Linked DNA regions of Mus musculus: region 2 is linked to region 1. A link is a loop called in an ENCODE intact Hi-C map of the cell type or tissue named here. Cell type or tissue: left cerebral cortex. All regions are shown on one strand.

What was found. Hi-C counts contacts between places; a loop is a spot of excess contacts. Peaks named below come from ENCODE experiments on the same cell type or tissue, not always from the same donor. Only the 100,000 strongest peaks of a DNase experiment are listed, where the experiment ranks them.
Region 2: a loop joins it to region 1, with 4 times the contacts of the local background. A loop is called at or near these places in 13 of 42 quality-filtered maps.

The regions. Positions count from the first base shown.
Region 1 is chr17:75,088,034-75,090,533 of GRCm38, reverse strand. The region is part of intron 3 of Ltbp1 (latent transforming growth factor beta binding protein 1); the gene reads right to left. Among named protein-coding and RNA genes, the nearest start is that of Ltbp1, 84 kb to the right of the region's middle. In left cerebral cortex, a CTCF peak has its summit at 1,625 (motif pointing left); DNase peaks (open chromatin) are centred at 1,121, 1,614 and 2,120.
Region 2 is chr17:75,535,902-75,538,401 of GRCm38, reverse strand. It overlaps Fam98a (family with sequence similarity 98, member A), which reads left to right. Exons shown (of 8, transcript NM_133747.2): 8 at 1-1,316. The coding sequence ends at 200. Among named protein-coding and RNA genes, the nearest start is that of Fam98a, 15 kb to the left of the region's middle. In left cerebral cortex, a CTCF peak has its summit at 1,532; DNase peaks (open chromatin) are centred at 1,079 and 1,544.

The DNA of each region.
Region 1 (2,500 bases):
ATAGAAAGTAGATTCTAATTGCATAGAGGGGAGGTATCTACCTAGCTCTTGTGTTGTTTAAGGCTTGTTGTAAATATAAAGGTTGTGTGTGTGTTTTATCCAGAAACTAATTGGTCAAAGCCTGGGTAGAAACCCCAGGTCAGGATTAAAAATTTCTACAACATTTGACCCCTATTTCAGTTTATATATAAAAAAAAAACTTTTTGTAAAAACAATTTGCAATGCAAGATTTGTGTTAAAATGTTCACTATAACTATACAGCAAATGGTCAGACACTGCAAGGGCCCAGCTATTCATCACAAGAAATAATGTTAGCCCTCTCCTACACATGTGATTTACCAGATGGGAACTGATTTTACTTAGTTAAAACCCAAATGCTGGGTAACAAAATACTGTAGAACCATGTTCTAAAATATGTAAATATCTGTGAAGTAGGTATGATTGGCAGGAAATCCTTCCTGGGAAAGAACAGGATAAGGGGCTCAGGAAGAGTTACATAGTATTGCCTAGAAAGATATGACCAACATTTCTAGGTCTCACATAGGAAGGAGATATAAGAGCACAGTGTTTGTGCTATCCTTATACACTATGTACCTGCTTATAGGTAGCATATGTTTGAACAAGAAAAAACTAAAATACAGAGCCATGATATTAAAAAAAAGCCAAGCACATATACAAAACAAATGAATGCAAAATATACCCTGTGTGAACTCTGGTCTAACAAAAGGTCTAGGAGAAGCTAGCACAGAGCTGATGCTGACCCCTCAGGGACTCCTAAATGCTTACAGTGATCAGGGCTTGGGTTTCTAAATCATTTTCCATTCTTTATAACACATTAAATAATCTAAAGTGTGACACTTAATATAGAAAAGTGCAAATGAGTGGACTAGAGAGGGATTTGGTGTCTGCCTCTTCTTGGTTCTCCTCTCCAAAAGTAAATTCTTTTCTAGACTTAAAATTCAAACCCTAGGGTGTGGGGTGTGGATCAGTGACTGAGTAGTGCGTGCAGAGCCCCCAGCTCAGCTCCATTCATTCATATTCTGAATATGCACATGGCAGAGCTCAAGGAAGCCCTTTTGGCATTCTGGTCTGGGTGTGTATTTTACCGCTCTGTTTTCAAATACTTTCCTAGAACCCACTTCAGATATACCAGATACACTTCTTTCTCACCTCCACAGCGAGGCACTTAGCTAGTTAGACATGTGCAAATAATATATATATACACATATATATCCATATCAACACATACACGCAAAATTCATTATTAAATGAAATGACACAACCAAATCCATATAAATCGCATGGGGCCTGCATTAAACTCATTTGTTTCTAATTTCTTTTCTCCATTAGGAACATGTTGCTAAAATCACAAGAGAATAAAGCATTGCTCATATGAATTAATTCCTAGCATCTGCAACAGGGGAATTGAAGGTCGGCAGTGGTATCCAAAGAAAGGCAATTACCCGCAGTGAGGAAAGGAGGTGGTTCAAGGCTGCGCTGCCAAGAAATGACAGATTCTAGTGGACTCAAACCACCCTCTTCGAATTTTGGCATCCTACAGTATAAAAAAAATAATAAGACAGGGGAACACCGAAAAGCCAAGCTTGCCACCTGCTGCCCGACAGCGAAATCTTACTTAAGCAAATCGCACCCATCCACGCTTTCTAAGGCAGCCCCTTTGTACGCTGACTGTTGTGGGTGTTCACACACTGTGTGTATATCCAGCAGTTCTCGCTACTTTTTTTCTTTTTTCTTTTTAAAGAAAGGGTCAAATCTAACTTCTCTTTTTACCAGATAGATACTATTTCCAGTTCTATACATAATCCTCTAAAACCAGAGTGGCTCAAAAAAGAAAGGAGGAGGAGGGAGAAGAGAAGAAGGGGGAGGGGAAGGAGGAGGTAGGGGGAGGAGGGGGAGAAGGGAAAGGAGGAAGAGGAGGAAGAGGAGGAGGAGGAGGAGGAGGAGGAGGAGGAGGAGGAGGAGGAGGAGGAAGGAAAGAAAATAAAATGAAAAAAAAAAGCTTCCAAACTGTTACCCACACTGTGTGTATAATGAATTGAGCGAGCTGCAGTTGTGTTTATTACAGTACCCAGATCAGGGAGGAATGTCTTTGAAAATGTGCCAGCATTGTCCTACGCCCCCATGGCCTGTCATCATTCCAACATGATATAGAATACTAAATCCATTCTGGGATTCATGCAGACGTTAACATCCCAACATTAAAGCACAACGGCATTAAGCAGGTTCATAAATAGTTTATTTTAAATGCATTCACATAATGAAACTCTCAGTAGCAGTTCAGCTGACCCAAAAGGGGAAGAAGAAAAAAACCTCTCAATAATTCCACCATTGTGCTAAGTATTAGCTTTCCACAGTGAAACTTCCAACAATCTTAGCTGCACTAACTCTCACCAGTGTTTTCAAAGGCTCTTGGTAGATCCAGGACTCATCTCTAATTTCACTGATTCTAAGACATCCTGAAACATAAGTTAATTTTAGC
Region 2 (2,500 bases), 450 kb before region 1:
ACCATGGTGAACGAGGCAGTGGTCGTGGGGGAAGAGGTGGTCGAGGGGGTCGGGGAGGACGTGGAAGCCAGGGAGGAGGCTGGGGAGGAAGAGGGAGCCAGACTTATCATCAAGGGGGCCAGTTTGAACAGCACTTCCAACATGGAGGCTATCAGTATAGTCATTCTGGATTTGGACAAGGAAGACATTATACTAGTTGAGGCTACAGAAACTCACATTTTGCTAGAGCTCAAGTAATAGAAACTTAGTTTCAGAATCCTGAATCCAACATCTATTTGGAATGAATGTAAGACCACAGGTAGCAGGCATACTCCTGCTTAGGATAACCATTTGCTGGTCTTCATTCAATTCTTTCTCTCTTTTTATTACTAAACAGTTTTACATAACACTGTTTATTTAAGAAACATATCTCTTCTTTCTATGAAAAACAAATTTTAAAGGCAATTTAAGTTGCCTTTAGTTGACCGGTAAACTAATCCAGTTGGAACATACATGCTTTTTTGAAGAAATTACTTGAATAAAATAGTTTTCACATTTTCAATATGCAAGTTTTGAAAATGAGGATTTGCCTGGACTTTTTTATATTTAATGCTGGGAAACCTTCCTCATATTAACAACCCATGTATGTTTTTCGTAAGCTACCTTCTGATGTCTATTCTCCGAGCATAGCTCTGCCCTGATTGGCATTTTATTCAGAGAGATGTTTGTCACCTTTCTTTTTGGTAGACCTGTTGGGTTGGTTCCTATTACATGAGCTCTTTTGCAGATAGCACATTCAGTAGCCTTATCCTGTTGGTGGAATACTGTACCATATGCTCCTCCAAAACCCATGAACACGGCCAAAACCCATAAAAACAACAAAAGCAAACTAAGTCAAGAACCGTAGTATCTGTAGGCACTTAGTTAAGTATAGCAACTCAAACCAGACCTGCATCCATCCGAGACAAACGTTCCTCCTTCACCCTTGTTTTTACTTGAAATTCGCTAGAAGAAATGGCGAGCAGACATCTGTTCCATGCACTAGTTAATGCTACTGGCTCAGCATATACAAGTTAGCTTGCTTTAGGCAAGGGACCTTTCTTGTGATGGACGTGCACTACGAAGTGAGATGGAGTCCTGCTCCGTGCAGGAGGCCCTTCATTATTGCTGCAGAAGACAGAAGCCTGGCTGAGTCACTCTCCACGTCTATCCTGAAATCACTCAATGCTTCTGCCGGGTTTTTGTACATGTAAACACTGTCAAGCTGTGAAAGAAAGTGGCTGGAGGTGTGTTTGGTGTGAGAGGTGAGCAATAAAGTACCTGCACATTCTCTCCTTGCTCTGGGAGTTTTCTTTTAGCTATTTTCATACCAGATTGTGCGTTTGTGTCAGGTTTATGGAGTAAGGCTTTTGTTCCTGAATGGTATTTCCTTAAGTAGAAGGTAGCCCTTTTTCTGGAAACTGAAACAAACTGGGAGGGGGAAAAGCTATTTCCACATTTACCTTATTTATAACAGTACGGCTAGAAAGCCTTCCTCTGACTCTGTCCACTGGGTGTAGCTGTTGCTACACATGTTAGGCAAGATGCAGTAATGCCCCTCCCTAACCTCAGAGGGTTTGTTTCCCGTTCTCCCTAAAAGCAGACGTGGTTTTCTTAGAAGAAAGTGACCTGGAAACTACAAAGTACTTATTAGAGAAATGGTATCTTCTGCTAAGTGGACCATCTTTAAGGTTTATTATGGTGTGATGTGTGTGTGTGTGTGTGTGTGTGTGTGTGTGTGTGTGTGTGAGTGAGTGGAGCATGTATGTATCTTAAGGTCACAGGGCAACTTTCGGGTGTTGGTTACTCCCTCCAACAGAGGGAGCTGGGAGGTCAAATTTGCATCCGTCAGTAATCAGGCCTGAGCAGATAGATACCTTACTCTGAGCCATCTCACAGGCCCCCAAGGGGTCTTATCTTTAAAATACTTTACTATTGAAATAGGGGTTTTATGATAACTAAAACTATCCTTGAAAGACCAATATGATCCTTTTATTCATTTTAGCAAATTTCAGCTACCTTTTGTGATTGCAAGATGTTCAAAATGCTTTATTAAAATGAATTAGAGTGTAGGCTTTCTCTTAAACAGCAGTGAATACATAGGTTTACTGTAGGTGGTTCCTCTTACCTCAGGTAGATACTTGCTTTGTTTCCGTAATCCAGGACTCCAGAGTCTTCCTCCCACTAGACTTACTCTTGACAGGTAGAATTTTGATTTATTATTACAAGGTTGTTTTCTCAGGCATGATCTTTTGAGAACAAATGGTAGATTTCTCCACAGTGACCTTAAGTTTTTCATCCTTGTTTATGATTTAAACTAGACATTGTTCTCCACATTGAGAAGCCATAGAAGAATTTAGTTTCTCCCCTTGACCATAAATTCTCTAGATAAGATATCCTAGCCACCAACATTACCACATTAGCATTGTTGGGTTTTGCAGAGAATGTTCCCTTAAATGATGGCATATTCTGTTTTCACTTG